2 separate regions of the Homo sapiens genome follow, and region 2 is linked to region 1. A link is a contact called in ENCODE POLR2A ChIA-PET data. All regions are on one chromosome and are shown on one strand. The core of a region is the stretch at or near the end of the contact, and the rest is flanking DNA. Distances in the headings are between cores, read along the strand shown. Region 1 overlaps DENND2B (DENN domain containing 2B). Region 2 holds the start of C11orf16 (chromosome 11 open reading frame 16).

Region 1 (4,880 bases), core at 689-3,188:
TGAGCCACCACGCCAGGCAGCTGTGTTTATTTCTTTGTGGCTTGTCTGTTGGGTTTGTTCTGCTGAGAAATGCAAGGCCCTATCCCCTTCTTCTGTGTCTTGGGCAGACGGTATCAGCAGAGCAGTGATAAGCGTCCCCCAGTCAGCATATAGATCGGAGCTCCTGTACCTTGCTTTTGTAAAGAAATTATAAACCAGAAGGGGAGTCTGGCTGAATCAAAAGAGCCTCTAGGCTGAGCGGGCCCCTCTCTGAGGAGTAATATGTGTTGTATGAACAACAGGGATAGGGACATGGCAGACCCAGTGTCAAAGAGCAGAATGGGAATTGGGAAGGCTGATGGGAGGGTGAGGGAGATAGACGGCTCTAGATAGTGAAGTGGCAAATGTCTCTGGGCATTTGTGGCTAAGGCAGTAAGAGGCATCAAGGTAAGTTCCTGGTACTTCATCTTCCCAAGAGATAGCCTGATCCCAGCCCCAGGTGAGACTTGCCCCAGCAGTCTCACTCCTCTTTCAGAGGAGTGGTGGATTGGGATGAGGAGGTTCTAATCTGTTTCTAAAGAGAATGAATAGCTCCTTATCTACAAGTGTAAATTATAAAGAGATTTTCTTTTGCAACTTCAGGGAACAGGAACTTTTGCTGCCAAATTTAGCAATGTGTTTTAAGTCCCTCAAATCTTCTTTGAGTGCTACCAAAGCTCTGAGCTTTGTTGTTATCTCTTGTTGAAATACAGCCTGGAAAGGTCATATCAACAGTGCCAATTTATGGGCCTGCTGAGCCCAGACAGGCCTAGGGCAGAATAGGGAGTTCCTAAGAGTAGAGGCTTCACAAATTTTCTCTTTGAGTGAGGGTGTTTACAATGTAAGGTTATTTTTGCTTTAGAAGACCAAACTCTAGATGATGGTCAAACATCCTGTTCTTCAGCTTTTTTACTTCTGCAGGCTTCCACAGGCAGGGGCTCAGATTCGACAGTAGCTCCTTGTAGAACCAGGAGAAGCTTAGCCTCGATGGTGCATAGAGCTCCCAAAACTGTGCCCCGTACTCCTTAGTGGAGGTAAGTTTCCTTGCAGAGTTATGCTGGAATCTCCCTCCCATTTAGTTTATTAGCAATTTGTGACCTAATATGTGTTCTGATGGAGTAATTAAAAGATGGTAAAGGCCGGACACAATGCAATGGCTCACACTTATAATCCTAACACTTTGGGAGGCCAGGGCAGGAGGATTGTTTGAGGCCAGGAGTTTGAAACCAGCCTGGGCAACATAATGAGACCCCCATCTCTACAAAATAAATGAAATTAACCAAGCATGGTAACACATGCCTGTAGTCCCAGCTACTTGGGAGGCTGAGGTGGAATGATTGCTTGAGCCCTGGAGTTCAGGGTTATAGTGAGCTATGATTGTGCCACTGCACTCTAGCCTGGGTGACAGAGCAAGATCCTGTCTCTAAAATAATAATAATAATAATAATAATAATAATAATAATAATAATAATAATAAATACATGGTGAAGACTGAGGACTGTAGACACTACACGTGGAACTTTGTACTCATTTGCAAAGACCTTAGGACAAAAAGGTCTGACTTGTGTGTATATACTTTGCCACTTAGCAAAAAGGAATGCCAGTAGGGAAAGGAAATTAAGGAACTTGAATGACCCCAGCAACTATAAAGGAGTGTGCTCTGGTTTTGGGCACCTGTAGTCCCATCTGCTTAGGAAGCTGAGGCAGGAGGACTGCTTGAGCCCATGAGTTTGAGGCTGTCCTGCGCAATGATCACACCTGTGAATACACACTGCACTCCAGCCTGAGCAACATAGCAAGACACTGTCTCTTAAAAAAAAAAAAAAAAAAAAAAGAGAAAAAGGAGGATGGTACATGAGTGTGAGAAGAAAATAGCTAGGACATGTGAGACAAGCTTGGCAATGGCAGTGACCTTGGTTTGCAGTCTGTGGCTTGGACTCTGGCTGGTATGTTCTGAGAATTGAGGCTTTTGAATCTAGAAAGGAAAGAAAATACTGAAGTTTCTTATGTTCTCTGCCTCTCTCCAACCTCCTGATTGACTTATCCCTTTGGGTTGAAACATAAATGGAACAGGTAGCACTGTCCTTTCCGAGTCCCTGCCTCTCTGCATTTGAGTCATCACTGATGCTCAGGGTTTGCTCTTGGCTTGGCTGTGCTGGGAGAGCCAGTTGTGAAGATATTGGAGGTAAGAAGGGCTATTGGTTTTGTCAACTGAACTCTAATAAGTACCCAGGGGGAAGTGGCAGGGATCCAGGTTAAAAAGAAAGCAACCAGGGCAGGGTGCAATGGCTCAGGCCTGTAATCCCAGCACTTTAGGAGGCTGAAGTGGGTGGATTACTTGAGGTCAGGAGTTCAAGACCAGCCTGGCCAACATGGTGAAACCTTGTCTCTAAATACAAAATTAGCCGGGTGTGGTGGCCGGTGCCTGTAATCCCAGCTACTTGGGAGGCTGAGACAGGAGAATTACTTGAACCTGGGAGGCGGAGTTTGCAGTGAGCTGAGATTGTGCTGTTTCACTCCAGCCTGGGCAACAAGAGTGAAACTCCGTCTAAAAAAAAAAAAAAAAAGCAACCGGAAATTGTTGTTTTATTTAAATCTCATTAAGTGGAAATAGAAAAGCCTTTTTATTTTCTTTCCTACCCCCTCCAGTTGCAGGACCCACAACTGTTTGGTAAACCCAGGTGGGTTTTTTTTCCCTCCATTTAGATGTAGGTGCCTATTCTGCTTATGTGCCCAGATGGGTTTTCAAAGCAGTGATATCCAGACTTCTTTTCATCTGAAAAACACCGAAGGCCAGATGTCTACATGGCCTTGCAGGAAGAAGCTGAGCTTCTTCTGGAAAGCTGTAGAAACAAAAAAAGGCGGTGGAGACTGCAACACCTGTGCCATCCTCCTGGGTCCCTGATAGCCCTTAATGTTTTGTCATTGGGGGGGTTGGGATGGCTTTTATTTTTTGGTGTTCCCCAAAAGTTAATCCTCAGTCTGTTCTCTTTTTAATTTACAATCTTTCCCTGGGATTCCATCTTCTACTGTCACCAGTTAGAGAAAGCGAAGGAGTGAGGGGGAATCTAACTCTGCCTCTCTTGCTTCGGAAACTGAATGTATTTATTCATCCAATAAATATTTATGGAGCATTCCTTCTGTTCTAGGTTTTGTTCTGTATGCCGAGGAGGTAGAGATAACTAAGACATTGAAGTCCTTGTTGTCATGGAGCTTGACGTGTAGTGAGTGGGGAAGCATTTCAGTAAACAAGTAAACAAATCAATAGATGAGATCAAGATAGTGCTGTGAGCTCGGAAGGATATAATGGTGATGTAAAAGAGAGAGTAACAGGGACCTGAGAGGTTAGAGAAGGCCTCTGAGAATGACGTTTGAACTGTGAGCTCAAGGATGAGAAGAAGCCGTTAATGTGCAGATTTGGGGAAAGTTCCTTTCTGGAAAAGGGAACAGCTGTCAAAGCTCCTGAGGTAGGAAAGAGCTTGACATGCAGAAAGGACACCTAGGAAGTCATCATTGTTAGAATGTAGGGAGCAAGGGGGTGTCGGGGTGGAGGATGGTGGCACAACTTGGGATAAGGTATGGAAATTTGAGAGGGAGAGAGAGGAACATTGAATCTGATGGAGAAGAATCAGGAAAAAGAGTAGGGTGCTGGGCATGGTGGCTCATGCCTGTAACCCCCACACTTTGGGAGGCTGAAGCGGGAGGATCGCTGGAACCCAAGAGTTTGAAGCTTCAGTGAGCTATGATCATGGCACTCCAGCCTGGGCAACAGAGCAAGACTCTTTCTCAGAGAAAAGAATAGAAGAGAAGAGACAGAGCAAGACTCTGTCTCAGAGAAGAGAAGAGAAGAGGAAAGGGGGAAAGGGGGAAGGGGGAAGAGGGAAGTGGGAAGAAGGGGGAAGAAAGAAGAGGGAAGAAGGGGAAGAAAGGGGAAGAAGGAGGAAGAAGGGGGAAGAAGGGGGAAGGGGATAAGAATATGAGGAAACAGAAGGGATCTGAAGTGGGCATAGACATACCTGCTTAGCTAAGGAAGTCGAATTAATATAGTCTGCATACTTCTTGGGATCAAGCACTATGTATTTTTAAATTTTCTGCAGATTTTAGGTTAGCGGTAAGACATTAGTGTAATGTTTACTCTGTTCTAAGCATTGTGTTATACTAGGCATTTTTATTTCATTGTTTTAGTAAATCCTTACAATGATCTGTGAGTTAATTTGTTGATGTTGTAACATCTGCAGGGATGTGGAGTAGCTAACTTGCTTAAAATCTAAATCTAAGGCTGTTTGATTCCAAGCATGTGTTCTTGCCACACTTCCACTCTGGTTGGTATATCAAATGCAGCTCTTCTTTGGTTATCTAGAACATCTAATGAGTTTTTTCCTTTGTATCACTATGTGTTATTTATGGTCACATTTTGAATGTTTGCAGAATTGAATGAGTTTTTTTTAGCTTTCTCTGAAAGGGGTACCTGGTTAAATACTGAGAATGCGAGTCCATATAAACAACTGGGGAGGGTGGGGCTGTGGCAAGACTTGGAAGCAGTTAACCTGACTTACATCTCTCCCTCTGGGCAGGAAAAAAATGGCCTTTCTCCTTAACGCTCCATAAGTAGTTAGATGTCTTAGATTGCAATTCCCCCTATTGTATAAGAAGATGGAATTTACTTTTGGAAAAAGTAAGTAATTTGTCAGTAAACTAGTGTTTGTAAATAAACCCTGATTTCCTAGCGTACAGATCTCTTCTAGAGTCTTCAAGTTTGTTGGAAATGTTTGAGAAAAGAAATGTATCAGGCCACAAATTTCACTTCTTGGAAATTGAACATTGACTAGTTTCTATGGGTTGATACTTCTTTTTCTTTTTCG
Region 2 (4,880 bases), core at 1,757-4,256, 130 kb before region 1:
CTCCCACCCCTGCCTTCTAAAGTGTTGGGATTACAGGTGTGAGCCACTGTGGCTGGCCATCATTACTGATTATTATTATCATTATCTTGTTTTGTCCATAGCATCACCATTCTCTAGGTTCTCTAAGCTAGAAAACTTGGAGCTGCCAGGCCTTTCCTTCATACCTGGGAAGGACAGTCCCTGCCCCGTATCTTGGGGTCTGCCTTCAAAGTGTGTCTATTTCTGCTTCCATGGCCAGCTTCAGCTCTTCCTTCTCCTTTAACTCCCAGGTCCCATCTGTCCCAAGGCCCAGTCAGTGACCTATCCCACACTGTCTATCACACTCCTCTCCACTGCTATGCCTCTATGAAGTCTTCTCCAACTTCCTATCCTAGCCGTTACTTCTTCCTTTATTTTGTATAAATATTTCTCTTGTGGTTGCTATCCTGCTATCTTTAGACACTTTACACACCTATCTCTGTCTTCTTCAGTAGACTGCAAGTTCCTTGAAGATAATTCATCCAGCCTTATTCATCTTCTATTCCTAGTACCCAGCAAAGAGCCTCAAATCAGGAAGGTGTCGGTGAATATCTGTTGTCACTGTTTTCTTATTCCAATCCCGTCACCTGTGTCTGGGTTATTGGTAGCAGTCTCCTGTCTGGCCTCTTGGGATGCGTTCTCAACAGGCTCCACCCTCACTCTCTCTGAAGGTATTTCATGTCACTTCATCGCTTAAGCTGCCTGATGACTTCCTTCTGAACGCCACCTTGTTTAAATTTATCAGCTTAGTTTTCAAAGCTCCCTACTGCAAAACAAAGCAGCAAACATAAGAAGCCGTGTTTTCTCATTTCTCCTTGCCAGCAACATTTCACAAAGCCCCTGACTCTTACCGCAGGCAGCTCTTTCGCTCTTCAGAAAGAAGCTTTGAAGACACGACAGGACAGAGTACACGCCCCTCTCCCTCCTCCACCCCGTCATCTCCTGCCTGAGTCACTACATTCCTTAAAAGATAAATGACCCGAGTTTTGGCCTTTTCCTATATGTAAGATAACATCTGATGGGATTAGCGATGATGCCTCTGTAATCTATAAGCAGGATTACTCTCACACCCACACTCTGATGTGAGTCTGCTTTAATGTGACTCCTAAGCAAGTTCAATGTGATTTTGCATGTGCTGAACCCATTTCCCCCAAACAGAAAATCACAGTCTCGCAAATGTATCCTTCTCTCTTCTCTCTTACTTCCTACCTAAACTAGAATATTCTCCTTTTCCCCTCCTCCACTGAAATCCCACTGTCTCATTCAAGAATCATTCTTTCACTGCCAGAGACTTCACGGGTATTTTTTAATTTATTTTTTATTTTTTGAGACAGAGTCTTTCTTTGTCACCCAGGCTGGAGTGCAGTGGCGCGACCTCGGCTCACTGCAACCTCTGACTCCCTGGTTCAAGCGATTCTCCTGCCTCAGCCTCCCGAGTAGCTGGGATTACAGGCGTGTGCCACCATGCCCAGCTAATTTTTTGTATTTTTAGTAGAGACGGGGTTTCACTGTGTTAGCCAGGATGGTCTCGATCTCCTGACCTCGTGATCCACCTGCCTTGGCCTCCCAAGTGCTGGGATTACAGGCATGAGCCACCGCGCCCGGCCATGGGTCTTTCTTAGACTCTCTGTGTGCCAAATAACTCCGCCTTGGTATACGGTCCTGGGCAGCAGTCATTCTCCTGACTATGAAGTGATGCTTCGGGAGGGCAGTCATCAGTTAAGAGGCTTTTGGTTGCAAGTAAGAAACAGCCCAATCCAGAGTGGCATAATCAATAAGGGGAATTATTGGCTCACAGAGCTGAGGCCTAGAGTAGCAGCACTGCCTGCAGGCAGGACTCAGTACTGTCACCGAGAACCTATTTTCAGCTGGGCGTTGGGGTGCATGGCTGTAGTCCGAGCTCCTTGGAAGACTGAGGCAAAAGCATCCCTTGAGCCCAGGAGTTTGAGGCCAGCCTGGGCAACCCTGTCTCAAAACAAACAAACCAACCAACCCTCTATTTCCTGAGGTCTATCCTCTCTTTCTCTGGGAATAGCTTCAGTGTTCCCAAAAGGCTGTCAGAGGCTCTCAGAACTATCAGCTTTCTTATTCAGGCATAGGAAGAAAGAGAAAGCCTATATCCCAGGATTCCCAACCAAAGTCTCCAGATTCCTGCTGATTGGAGAGGTTCAGGAACACGCCACTGCCTGACCAACCCCTGGGGCCAGACGGGGATGGAAGGGGTGACTGACACCCACTCTACCCCTGGAGGTGGGTACTTTGGCCTCCCTATCCACATGGATCTGCCAACTGAAACAGGACCTGGTAGAAGCGGGGTATGAATGTGGGGGAGACACATCCAAACGTGCCTGCATACCAGGCATATAACCAGTGCACAGTGACTGGCAGAGGCCTCCAAATACGAGCCCCTCCCACAAGCAGAATCTGGACTTCTGTTCCTTTGTTGCCAGTGTCCACACCTCTCACTCCAAATGGTCACAACACCTCTGCTCCTCAACAGAGTCCTGCCTGTTATAGACAAACAGGCCCACACCTTTGGTTATTTTGGTTTAGACTAGGGACAAATTCTATCCTAGAGTCCCCAGGCCGCCAGTGGCTCCCCCATTCCTGCCTCTAGTGTGTACAGGGAGGACGCCCTCAGTTTCTGCGGAGGTGGCTCCTCCCTCACAGGAGTCTCCTGGGATCCGTGAGGGCTTCCCACCACCACTGACTCTTCCAGCAGTGGAGCAGCCTGAGCTTTGGAGAACTGAGGCTACACTGGCCTTTTTCCCTTCTTCCTCCTCCTCTTCTCTCCAAAGGGAAACCTGGAGAACACCCCCTCCCCCATCACTTCCTGCCCCACCCCTACCTCCCAAGGCCTCCTGTCCCCCTCTCCGCATGCTCGGTGCACTCACTGGCCACAGACGACAGCGTCCCCAGGCTGCACCCATGGTAACCGGCGTGGCAACCAGGAGTCGGTTGGGCTGAGACCCTGAGCCCCAACTGTCAGAAGGAGCCTGAGGCTGAGGTGGAGGCTGGGAGTTTGGGGCTGTGGGTAAGTCCTTGTGGGGTCAGACCTGTGGACTTGGGCAGGGGCAGACCCTCACGGGGCTCTGGTGGGCTGCAGCAGTGCGGCTTGATCTTGGGCCCTGGTGGCAGCTGTCTCCTCTGAACAGGGCTGGAAAGGGGATGGACGGCCCTGAGATCTCAGCTTGCCTGAGGCCAGAACTAGCCTTGTAGGTGGCCGGGGAGGAGGAAGGAGGAAAAATACTAACATAAGTTGAGCTGCTGAATACGCCAGGTGCTTTCCATGTATTCTATCCTGAGTGTAACTGGAGAGCAGAGGTTAAGTGAGCACACAGCCAGCAGGCTGTAGGGGAGGATTTAAAGCTGGGCTGCTCTAAACTCACAGCACTTGCTCTTCCAATCCCTTCCCTGTTTCCTGAGTGGAGGTTCCCAAGGCAGGTGACTCAAAGAGGAAACTGTGAGAGTTTGTGGGAGCAGGTAGGGCCGTGCATGGACTCAACTGTCCCCAGAGGCAGCTAACTGCAGAGCTGAGCCCTGCCTCGCCCCGGTGGCCACTGCTTGCTTCAAGCTGCAGCTCAGGTAATGGTGGTGCCTATTCTCAGGTGGATCCTCTGAAGGCCATGGAATCCTCCACGGGGCCCAGGATGCCTTTGCTCAAATACTGCAGCGTGGCCACAAGCCTGAAGGCCCCTGGCTGGGACGGTGCTGCTCCACCTTGGGACCTCTCCTTCACCTACCCCTTTGCCCTCCAAGCACCCTGGCTCACCGGGCACAAGCCCCTTGCAAGGTACCTGTCTCTGCCCCTCTGGGGGAAGTGGATGCCCTTTTCTTTTTCCTTTGTTCTTGGCTGTTGGTGGTAGACCTTGGTGGACAGACTTGCTTCCTGAGAAGGTGGAAAGGGGTCGTCATTGTTTGGCCTATGATTGGCATATCTGTGTGGGGTCTGTCACTCCAGCCTACATTGTGCTCCCAGAGCCCTCCAGGGTTGATCTGGCTTTAGCAGAGTTGCAGATGCTGCAGTTGGCATGAGTAAGAGAAGGCAGTTAGGGATAGCCAGTTACCAAGTTTATAGCTCATTTTACCATCAATGCTGAGACTTGGCTGGGCGCAGTGGCTCACACCTGTATACAATCCCAGCACTTTGGAAGGCCGAGGCAAGCAGATCACTTGAGGTCAGGAGTTCGAGTCCAGTCTGACCAACATGGCAAAACCCCATCTACTAAAAACACACAAAAAATTGGCTGGGCATGGTGGCTCATGCCTGTAATCCCAGCACTTTGGGAGGCCAAGGCAGGTGGTTCACCCAAGGTCAGGAGTTCGAGACCAGCGTGGCCAAGATGGTGAAACCCCGTCTCTACTAAAAATATAAAAATTAGCCAGGCATGGTGGCGGGTGACTGTAATCCCAGCTACTCAGGAGGATGAGGCAGAGAATTGCTTGAACTCGGAAGGTGGAAAGGTTGCAGTGAGCCGAGATCGCACCATTGCACTCCAGCCTGGGTGACAGAGTGAGACTCTGTCTCAAAGAAAAAACAATAATTAGCTGGGCGTGGTGGCACATGCCTGTATTCCCAGCTACTCAGGAGGCTGAGGCAGGAAAATTGCTTGAACTCGGGAGGCAGAGGTTGCAGTGAGCCGAGACAGCGCCACTGCGCTCGAGCCTAGGGAACAGAGTGAGACTCTGTCTCAAAAACAAAACAAAACCAAAAAAAAAAAAAAAGAGACTTGCTCAGCCACCATATGAGAAATCAGCTAATGTGGGGTCTCCAGGTCCCTCTTCAGGTTCCCTCGGTACCCCTCCTTTGTCCAGGATTTTCCTGAATAGGATCCTCAGTCTGCTTTCTAAAGCGTGGATAC

What was found. ChIA-PET counts read pairs that join two places held with the same protein, here RNA polymerase II (POLR2A).
Region 2: POLR2A ChIA-PET joins it to region 1 with 10 read pairs in activated CD8-positive, alpha-beta memory T cell. The contact joins the promoter of C11orf16 here to the enhancer-like site in region 1. POLR2A ChIA-PET finds 5 or more read pairs at or near these places in 2 of 52 experiments (WTC11 and activated CD8-positive, alpha-beta memory T cell).

What each region holds. Positions count from the first base shown.
Region 1 is chr11:8,796,534-8,801,413 of GRCh38, reverse strand. All of the region lies in intron 1 of DENND2B (DENN domain containing 2B), which reads left to right. All of the region lies in intron 4 of DENND2B-AS1 (DENND2B antisense RNA 1), which reads right to left. Among named protein-coding and RNA genes, the nearest start is that of DENND2B, 12 kb to the left of the region's middle. Within about 2 kb of position 1,938, at least 3 of the 41 ENCODE cell types and tissues checked have a DNase peak (open chromatin) inside an H3K27ac peak, as active enhancers do.
Region 2 is chr11:8,931,073-8,935,952 of GRCh38, reverse strand. C11orf16 (chromosome 11 open reading frame 16) reads left to right here and starts at 3,006. Exons shown (of 7, transcript NM_020643.3): 1 at 3,006-3,052; 2 at 3,627-3,811. The coding sequence starts at 3,645. RefSeq lists an enhancer at 2,549-3,387.